2 separate regions of the Homo sapiens genome follow, and region 2 is linked to region 1. The links are chromatin loops, found by intact Hi-C in ENCODE. Cell type or tissue: sigmoid colon. All regions are shown on one strand. Links, peaks and the distances in the headings refer to the core of each region. The heading gives the core; the rest is flanking DNA.

Region 1 (5,382 bases), core at 322-5,321:
AAAAGAATGTTAGAAAACAGAGACCTATTACTGAATAAGAGATGATTCCATTTCAGAACCATAACCAAAATATGAGAAGTACTAGTCATATCTCAAGTCTTTGCTCACCATGAAGTCACTCTTTGTAAACATATCCTCAAGGGAAGAAAAGCAATCTAGTACGGCCAACCACTAATCCACAGACTCTGTAATCCAGAATATTAATCCCTAATCCAGAACACTGTGTGTGTTGGTAGTGGGGAAGGGTTATTCAACAAGGACAACCATATGGATGTATGGGAATTAAGGGTCATAATCCCAAGGAATATGTTGTACCTTCAAGGGGCTTATAGTCTGTGTCACTGAACACTGGAAAATAAGTGGCATCCAGCTAGATCCAATGTTTGCTTTTTAGTCACTGTATTCTAATCTGGAGGCCTGGGCTTCCAGTCTCTTTCAGATTGTTGGCAGAATTCTGTTCCTTGTGGCTGCAGGACTGAGGTCCTTGTTCCCTTTCTGGCTGTCAGCTTGGGGCTGTTTTCACCTCCTGGAGACTGCCCACATTCCCCACCACTTGGCTTCCTGCATCTTCAAAATTCACACATGGTGAAGTTGAATCCCCCTTGGGCTCTCAACCTGACTTGATCCTCTTTTGCAACTAGCCAGAGAAAATCCTCTACTTTTAAAGGGCTCATATAATTATGTCAGGCCCGCTGGGATAATCTTCCTATCTTAAGGTCAACTGGCTTGGGACCTTAATTACATTTGCAAAAATCCTTTCATGGCAGTGTTTGATTGAATAACTGGGAGAAGGAGTGTGTACTGCAGGCTGAGTATCTGGAAAGCTATCTTTGAATTTTGCCTACCATGGCTTCCTTCTTACATTAGTGGTACTTCTGCTGAAACAGCAACAAGCCAATTTGCTATTTGTATAGAAATGTCTCTCTAAAAAGCAGAAGGCTGCAATAACATTGCATGATGTATTTTTCAAGATGAATATAGTACTCTTAAAAATCATTGGTCTGGGTGTTGTGGCTAACAACTGTAATCCTAGGACTTTGAGAGGCCAAGGCAGGTGGATCAGTTGAGCCCAAGAGTTTGAGATCAGCCTGCGCAATATGGCAAAACTCCATCTCCGCACACACACAAAAAATTAGCTGGGCATGGTGGCGTGTGGCTGTGGCTGTAGCTCTAGTCCCAGCTACTAGGAAGGCTGAGGTGGGAGGATCACCTGAGCCTGGGAGGTTGATGCTGCCGTGAGCTGTGATCATGCCACTGCACTCTAGCCTGGGTGACAGAGTGAGACCTTGTCTCAAAAATAAAAATAAAAATAAAAAAATCGCCGTACTATTTACAAAAACAGTTCTTAATACTTTTGCATTAAAAGGGTGACTTTAGTGCTCACTTTGGCAGCACATATATTAAAATTGGAATGATACAGAGATCAGCAATTTCAGTTAAATAAGAAAAAAATTTTTTTAAAAGGCTGACTTTAAAACCAGAGTTCAGACATTAAAACCCAAGGTTCAGGGAGCTGAGAGTGGGTGATCCCTGTATAGAGGCCAGTTCTTAGTAGGAATTACATGGCTCTGTGTGGTCCCACTGTCAGGCAAGCTTCACCCAATTTGCTCACTGAAAAGACAAACTAACACGATCATTTTGGTTTTGAATCTGAATTTTGTAGCAACAACATATACTATCAAGACTCAACTTTTGCTAGCACAATAATCTTATTTTATTTTACTTTAAGTTCCGGGACACACGTGCAGAATATGCAGGTTTGCTACACAGGTAAATAGGTAGCACAATAGTCTTAGAAATAGAAACTAAAATAAGTAAATGAAATAAAAGCTCTTTACAAAATATTATGGAAAATATCGCAAATCACAAAGGCCAGAATAAAAACAACCTCTAATTATACTACCCAGAGTTAACCACTGTTAACGTTTTGGCTTTTTGTTTCAGTCTTTTTTTTCCTCTCTTCTACATAAACATGTTTATTAGTCATAGGCCAATCAGGAGACAGAAACCACACAGTAATTTGAACAGGGAAAATTTATTATAAATAATTGTTAACTATAACGTAGGCCTAACTAGGAAGGTGAAAACAATGCTCTAAACAATATCCTAGGGCTGAGGATGAAAATCGGGAGGAACCACTTTGAAGGAGGTCCTTTTCCCCACGACGGATTCAGACAGTGAGGGAAAAGAGATTCTCAGCTCCATTGAATGGTGGAGCTCTCCTGGCTGCCTGAGACAGAACTGGTGCATGGTTGCAGGGAAAAGGGGGAACATATGTCTGCAGGGCAGGTCCTCAGAGACAGCCAGGGCACAAAGAGTCATCTTGTTGGCAGGACAGATAGAGGCCCGGGGTGAGTGGTGTCTCTGTTGGGGGTCACCGGCTGGGGCTCTCTGAGAACTTGCAGAGAAACTGCATGCTCTGGGTGTGTGGCAGGGGCAGAGGCTTCTGGCAGTGGTGCGCTAGGAGCAAGTAGAAAAACAACGGCCGTCCGACGGACGTCCGGGAACCTTGGGCGGGGCTCGTGGGGTAGCTTCTTCCTCCTGCAGTGTCTCTCCTGCGCCCTCTACCGACAAGCTAAACCTCATTCTCGCTGCAAAGGAAAAAATGCTTGAAGGGTCCAGCCTATGAAAGCAAAACAGGTCATGAAAGTAGATTTGGAGGTGAGAGGCAATGTACTACTAAACTGAGATCACAACATGTATCTTATTTTGTAAACTGTTTTATTTACTTCAAAATATACTCAAAACATTTTCTCATATGATGAAAAATATTCTTCTACTATATATATATATATATGTATATTTATTTTTTTCTTTTTCTTTTTTTGAGACGGAGTCTCGCTCTGTCGCCCAGGCTGGAGTGCAGTGGCGGGATCTCGGCTCACTGCAAGCTCCGCCTGCCGGGTTGACGCCATTCTCCTGCCTCAGCCTCCCAAGTAGCTGGGACTACAGGCGTCTGCCACCACGCCCGGCTAATTTTTTTGTATTTTTTAGTAGAGACGGGGTTTCACCGTGTTAGCCAGGATGGTCTCGATCTCCTGATCTCGTGATCCGCCCACCTCGGCCTCCCAAAGTGCTGGGATTGCAGGCGTGAGCCACCGTGCCCGGCCTACAATATAATTTTTAACAGGTGTATGATAATTTATATAATGGATGACCCTAACTTTTTTAGCCAGTATTCAGTTTTGGGCCATTGAGGTTATTTCCACTTTATAGCTATTATAAACAGTGCTGTAACAAATATTCTAGTGGTGAATGCTTGCCATATTTGTATTTCCTTAGGATAAAGTCCTAGCAATGGGATTCCTGGATTGAAGAACATATATACTCTTAATATTTTTATTCATGTTCTGAGATTTCCCCGCCAAAAGACAGCAGTATATTTTAAAGCAACGAGTCTTAGTAACATCTCTACATTTTATTTTTAAAATTTGTACTAATTTTACAAGCATACTAATTAAATGAATTTCATGATGGTAATAAAATAGTCTTGGAGAAAACAATTCTCAAAACAACATTTAATAATGAATTATACCAAAGAATTATTTAAAATGATAATGAAGTGGCTATTAGTACAATACCAAAGAGAGAGAAATGAACAGAACTTACAAATGCAGACACTGATTATTCCAAAATAAATTTTAAACTGTAAACACAGAGCTTATTGTAACAGACCATTTTTTTACAGGAACAGTTAATAGTTTGCTTTAAAATAATTATCTTTTTAAAAAATCGTAGTAATTAGATTTATTCTTAACTCAGAAAAATGCAGTAGAAAAAATACTAGAAAGAAAAACAGAATGAAATGAGAAAGGAAAAGAGGGAAGGAAGGAAGGACAAGAAGACAGGAAGATTTTTCCGAAAGAGGCAGGAAGGAGAGTGTATTGAAGAAAAGAAGAAAAACTAGAAGGAAAGAAAATATGAAAGAGTATATGAATAGAGCAGAAGCAAAAAAAAAAGAAAAAAAAAAGGGAAAAGAAACATTTTAAAGCAAATTCCACCTCCAGAATGGTAATATTTAATGGGCTAACTATCAAAACATTTTTAAGTACTAAGAACACACAACTTAAGAAAGAAAGACATACTTGTAGGAAATAAGCCTTAATTGTCCAATTTGCCAGAGAAGCAGAGATGGCAGTGTTTCTGTGACACTTACGTGGTTGGCTTCTGTCATCATGGAAGTAAGTACAGAAGCACATGCATTTCCACATGGCTACAGAATCCCCAACGCTTCGGTTTGCTATAGGATGCCTCCAAATAAATGGCACAAGTATTTCCACAAAGAAGGTTTGGAGTAGACACATTGAGCATTTCCACCATGGGGTGGTAGAATTTACTTGACGGGTTAGTTATGGCAATGTGGTTTCTCAACAGGCTGCATGGGGGTCTGGCTTGCAAAGGAGCTCGCATATAAAGTGAAAGCTGCTCAGGAGAGCCAGGTCTCCCCACAGGCGTCCTGTGTTCACAGTCCTCGTAAATGTTCTCTGGAGGCCACAGATTCATTATGTCGGAAAAGGTAGAGCAACAGACAGAAAATGCTGGCAGAGGTCCAGCCCTCTGTGGGCTTCGAGTGTGGTATTGCCTAGAGTTTGTTCCTACAGGTATTTTTGCATAAAGACCTCTGTCTGAGGAAGTGAGTCTAAGACAGCAGAGCTCAGGACGGTCTTTTAGAGTATTGGGTGCCCACGACTCTTTTGAAAGAAGTCCATTGATACTCCTCTACTATTTCCCCCGATCTATTTGAGAGCCAGCAAACTGATTTGATAAAACAGTGATAGATTTGTCAGATTAAGATAGTAATTTGCTTCCATTAATTTGAGAGGCATCAGTGTCTCACAGTGAGAAGAAATATGGCCACCCTGGTGGGATACATTTAAATTCATTAAATTTTCTGGCTTTCATCTGAGACACTGAGACTTTTTCTTCTCAGCCCATAAATCCTTTCAGTTTTTACTTCAAATGGCACCAAACAAGCACTCATCAATTTATATTTTAAATTCTCCTAACAATATCCAGTTGGATAAATCTGTTTAATTAGCAGTGGGTTGATGCTTTCTTGGCCCACTCTACGTCCAGTTACCAAAATAAAAGAAAGGCATGGAAAGCTGCTGGTTGCAAAAAAACATGCCTCCTACAATGGCAGGGAACAAGAAGAGACATTCTCCCAACACATGTTAACCCAGGGAAAAAATTTGAATATATACAAAAGATGAAATTAACAATAGATGAATGGCAAATGAGAAAGCTGCCAGTGACCAGACTTTCTCAGGAGCCAACCTTTAACAATATGGATTATTTCGGATAATTCATGGTTTGCCACTCTTTATCCTTTGTCTCCTCTGTAATATCCAGGGCACATCTTAGACAGATAATTAGGGCATT
Region 2 (5,382 bases), core at 324-5,323, 470 kb before region 1:
GAACCCAGGAGTTCAAGACCAGCCCGGGCAACATGGCGAAAACCCATCTCTACAAAAAATACAAAAATCAGCCAGGCGTAATGGTGCATGCCTGTAATCCCAGCTATCAGGAGGCTGAGGTGGGAGAATCACCTGAGCTTAGAAAGTGGAGGCTGCAGTGAGCCGTGATCATCTCACTGCTCTCCAGCCTGGGCAACAGAGTGAGACTCCATCTCAAAAAAATAAAATTATTATTACAGACTAATCTAATTTCATTAAATTATTACCATATAGACCAGAATGGAGTTCACCATCTACTGTGGAAAAAAAGTCCTCTAGTATGGCAGATTCCCAGGCGTGCTGCTAATCCATAATGGGTTAAAATGATGATGAAGATTATTCTTTCCTGAGGGAGTTACATGCTTCTGGAACCTATAATTCTTTTATTTTTGTCTTATGTCCTGAGTTTTACTATGTATTGTCAGGAGCAGAATCCAACGGGCCATATGGGTCTAAAGTTTTACAATCCATTGTCAAACTGATTGCACAGAAATGAAGTGCTTTATAGTTTTAATTGCCATATGATTAGGGTTGCCAGGTTAAATACAGGATGCCCGGTTAAATTGGAATTTCAGATGAATAACAAACAATGTTCTGATATAAGTATATTTCATGCAATATTTTTATTTGCCAAATCCGGCACCCAACTTATAATTAATCTGCCTCTCTTCACAGCTCTTTTGAAGACTTGCTGGAAAATTTAGTCTAAAGATCACATAAAAAACACTGAAAACCCACAGCTCTGGAAAGAGTCAATTTACTCCACAGCAACCCTCTAGCCAGAACCACAAACAAAACTTAATCACTAATATTTGAATACCACTGTATAGTTTATATAGTGGTCTCACATCCGTCCCCTCTTTGAACCACTAAAAAGCTCTGTGAATTAAGTATGGCTCATGATAATCCACTATGTCCTGACAAAGAAATTGAGCTTAATCAATACCAAGTGCCTTTCTCAACATCACACAGCAGTATACGTGGCTGAACCAGGAACTGATCCAAATCTTACTCCAAGTCCAATTTTATTTCTTCTTTTTTTCTTTCATTGACAATATTATTTCCTCTCTCCTAGGTTGCCTCAAGTGTGTCCTCACTAGTGAATTTACTGAATAAGCAGTGAAATAACCACAAAATATGGATAATCTATGTCCCTGATTAATTAAGAATTGACATTTTGCAAGGAAGAAGTAACAATGCATTCATGTAGCACCTTCTCAAAAAACATTTGCATTTTCCATCTCATATGTATATTTCATCCTCAAAGGCAAGCAGTTATACTATCTGACTCCATCCAAATTTATTTGTTCTTCTCAACTTGTTGCTTAGGTGTTTTAAAGGAAAATATTTGTACTTGTACCTTTTAAAAGATTTAATGTTAAACTCTTGAGTGTCCTTGTAGTAAACACTTTTGCTGGAAGAATGCTGGGCATATACAGTTTCTAAATGTGATCAAACCACATTGTCCTAAAAACACTTAGCACTCAGAAGCCATGAATTATGGAACCCTTATCCCATGTCCTGACAGGGATGACTTCATTTCTCACAAGTATTCATAAAGCTTTTGCCCTTTATTGCAGTTATAGACTGTATTCATTTCTAACTTCACAAAGCAGAAAAGGATCCCTGTGTACACAAGCTCTGCTATTAGGACTAGAAAGGGAACTTAAAACGTCCTTTTTGGGGTTAAAGATAAGGTGAGGGGGTGGTGGCATGGCAGGGAGCTGAGCAGTCGGAGCTGGGTAGGACACTTTAAATGTGCAGTCACCAGGTTCCTGGAATGTCTCTGACACTTAAGAAGCAGGGGTCCTGAGAGGTGAGGCAAAGAAAAAACATGCTTTGCTGGTTTTGCTAGACAAGGAAGTGCAAAACTGCACTAAACTTTCCTTTAAGGGAAGTGGAAGAAGCGAGATCTTAAGATCTTAACAGTGTGGGAAAATGGTCCAAGTTTGAGAAAGGACTTAAAAGTTAGAGAATCAGGTGGATTGAGATGAAGCGTTGCATCAAAAATAAAGCATCCCCCACCCCACACACACAAAAAAATAGAGCATTTATTTTAGAAACCTCGAAGCTTGACCATGGCTTATGTAGATATTTATAATGTTGATTTCTCCGGGTGTTTTCCCCTTGTACCAAGGTCTGCTAGGTGACAGGTCTAAAGGACTGGAATATTTGCTTTCTTACCTGCATATTTTACTATGGGCCATGCCAATGTGCTGCTTGATGGCTGGATGAATCCCTCATTTTATCCATGTTCCAATAACTGAGAAGCTCTGTCTCTGACCTTGATAAATTCCTTGATAAAACTGTATTTACCAGTAGCTTCCAATATCACCTGAGCCCTCCCATCCTTTAATGTATAAACTGCTTCCCTATCCATCCCCATTTATTATCTTGTCTGTAACTAGACATTGCTGCCAGAATGCATCCCCTGCAGAAACTAGGCCTTTCCACAGCGGGATCCGACAAATCCACATCAATGTGGCACCACGCAGATTTGTAAAGAAGCAGGGATGCCTAATATCTCTCCCTGTGTCATCTGGAGAAGGACAAGTAAAGACCAGGTACATTCACCGGCTGCCACTCAGAGCAGCCAGAGAGTCAATTCACTTCCCCAGCCTTGTAGGTTACTCTTATGAAGGTGCATGGGAGTTCTCTCCTCCTGCTCGGGCACAGTGTTCCCTTTACTCTTGAAAGCCAGATTGCCTTCAGTCCTTGGGACCCTTTCATTACTGTTTGAACAGTCTGGGGGCTGATTTACAGGATCTCTTCTCCATTTTTTTTCCCCTGTCACCCCCGTAAAGACCAAAGCAGGAAAGGTGCTTAATGCCACTGTTTGCCAAGAGAAACCTGCTTTTAAAATGCGACTTTGTTCAGTGATTGTGGTGGGGAACGCTCAGTTTTAGATGTGATCAGGTGCTCTTTGAGGGGTGGGGTGGATTGGGGGAGAACCTTTGTCTGATGTGAGAGTAGAGAGGTGAGCCTTTTCTGAGACACTAGATGGCACAGCAGCTCCGAGCCAGCAGCCTCCGAGAGGCTGGGCTGGTTTCTGTTACTGCTGCCACGAACACTGAGCCCCCACTAGGGTGGGAGGGGGCTCCATTTTGATGCACTTTGGTGGGCACAGGTTGACCAGACTGACTTTTGCTCCACCTGGCCTCCTCCCTGGGACTCACCTCAACTTTCAATCCTAATGACATGTTGAGGCCCCTGAGGGACAGTGTCCTAGCTCACAGCAAATCTCTCATGAGTGCTTTTGTTGCTTTGCTAGCTGTGTATATACTCATTTTTTAAAGTAAGTCTCTTCACACCTGGCAGTCCTGACTTCTCTCACATCATTAAAACATTGGCTGTAAACAGGACCAAAAAGTTCTTTGCTGCCTGGGTGGATTGCCAAATGATAGTTGCTTGCTGTGTGATTGTTGTGACCACCTCAGACCACAGGGTTGGGGTTTTGTTCTTGCTGTGCTTCTCTTTTTTTCTTTGCAGCTTGAATGTTGTTTAGGATTCAGAAACTAAACTGTTTTTAGGCTTTGTTCCCTTTAGTCCCGAACAGCTGTTGTGGACCTCTCTGAGGCATCCAGGAGTCCCCATGGAAGCCTCTCTTTCTCTGCGTGGGTTGTTGATGAATGAAAGACCAGGAGGTAAAGCAGGCTGCCCACGTGGGCTTCTGTGCAGATGTAGTGGTCACACCCCCCCCAGAGCTTCCCCTGGAAATGCTGGGGGCTGTCCCTGCAAGGAGGCAGTTTTCTTGGCAGGCTTTGCTTTGGTAGAGGTACCTGGGGAGCAGGCAGGCTCACACCATCCCCTTTCCTCTCACTAGTTGCCAAAATAGCAAGGATTTCCTGGGAACAGAGCCCTTCCCTGCTCTTCCTGGGAGAGCTGCCTTCTTCTCCTACTGTGTCACCTGGAAGAGCCTGGGGTTTTCACACCCTCTGTTCTGCTTCTCCCAGGCTCCAGTGCTCACCCTCAGTCCTCCTGGGGCGTCTGTCTTAGAGAGCAGGTCTCAAGGTCTTGCCTGGCAGTAAATCTGCCCCTGTCCACTACTGAGTGTGACAGGCGTGGAAAGGTAGGGGCCTGACCAAGTGGTGGGGCCTTTTGATCAACCCCTCTAACACCGCCCTCTCCTGCCCTCTGGGCTGATTGACGCAGAGCTGTCTTATCAGTGATGCTGTCTTACTCCTGTGATGGTTTTCTTCTGTGAGGGTTGAGCTGCGGCTGCTTCCATTCTTGTTTCTCAGACATTCTTTTCTCGTCTGCTCTCTATTATCCAGGAATTCCTAAAACTTTCTGGTCTGCTGATAGTTCATCGTTTGTGGTGGTGGTGTTGCTCATTTGTTTTCCAATGTCATTTTGCATGTTAAAATATCTTTTCTGCCAAACCTTTAGCATGGCAGACAAAAATCTGGCTAAAATGAAGAGATTAGCAAGGTGCTGCTTGTTGGTCCTGAATGGACTTCCATTTAAACTCCCGCTGATCTCAACATAGGTACTGAGTATCTTTAGCTGGTCTAAGATGGGAATTTATTTTTCACAAACAGTTGAGTAAATCTGTAATCCTAAGAAAAATAGACCTTTTCTATCATTTTACAGAATTTGGAGTAAGAGGTGAGGCCCATCATTTTCACATCTCCTCCCTCTATTAATAATTAACTATTTGCCATGAAATAAATGTGTCCTGTACCAAAAGTGAGTTGTGCCGTGGATGCCTTGCCTTGCTTAACCTCAGTGGGAAGGACAACAGAGAATAAGGACACATCTCCCTCAGGACGCAAAAGAACTGCTCCATAGCACCACTGCCATCTCCCTTGGGCAGACCCTAAATTCAGCATGAATCATGAGAACTCGTGTGTTCACTCATACGATGAGCCATATTAAACACCCACCCTGATAACAATACCACCCTACATTTGTACTATATTTTCAGTATATACAAAGCTTCATGTATATTACCTGATTTGACCTTTGTAACAATCCCATGTATTATTCTCATTTTACAGATGCAGAAACAAGTCATTAGATCAGTTGAGCAACTAGGAAGTTCATGATTTAGATCTCAAATTCAGTTTCTGCTTCCAATCTAGTGCCTTTGCACTACCAGATACTGCTTCTCTTGAGAAGAACAGTCTAGATTTATGGATATTTAAGCAAATAACATTCGTGACAGTATGTTGTAATTACCATAGCAGTAAGACCATGTGCCACGGAGGAATAAATGTTAGAGAGTGGCCTTGCATGGTGTCTGATGCCTGTAATCCCAGCATTTTGGGAGGCTAAGGCGGGTGGAGCACCTGAGGTCAGAAGTTAAGAGACCAGCCTGGCCAATATGGTGAAAACCCGTCT

Evidence for each region. Peaks named below come from ENCODE experiments on the same cell type or tissue, not always from the same donor. Only the 100,000 strongest peaks of a DNase experiment are listed, where the experiment ranks them.
Region 2: a loop joins it to region 1, with 5 times the contacts of the local background. A loop is called at or near these places in 8 of 110 quality-filtered maps.

What each region holds. Positions count from the first base shown.
Region 1 is chr2:173,446,815-173,452,196 of GRCh38, forward strand. No RefSeq gene overlaps it. Among named protein-coding and RNA genes, the nearest start is that of CDCA7, 95 kb to the left of the region's middle. RefSeq lists an enhancer at 4,447-4,516. In sigmoid colon, for the core only: a CTCF peak has its summit at 2,576 (motif pointing left); a DNase peak (open chromatin) is centred at 2,527; H3K4me3 peaks cover 443 bases; H3K27ac peaks cover 403 bases.
Region 2 is chr2:172,974,468-172,979,849 of GRCh38, forward strand. The region is part of intron 10 of RAPGEF4 (Rap guanine nucleotide exchange factor 4); the gene reads left to right. Among named protein-coding and RNA genes, the nearest start is that of MAP3K20, 99 kb to the right of the region's middle. In sigmoid colon, for the core only: a CTCF peak has its summit at 3,047 (motif pointing right); no DNase peak of the experiment used is centred there.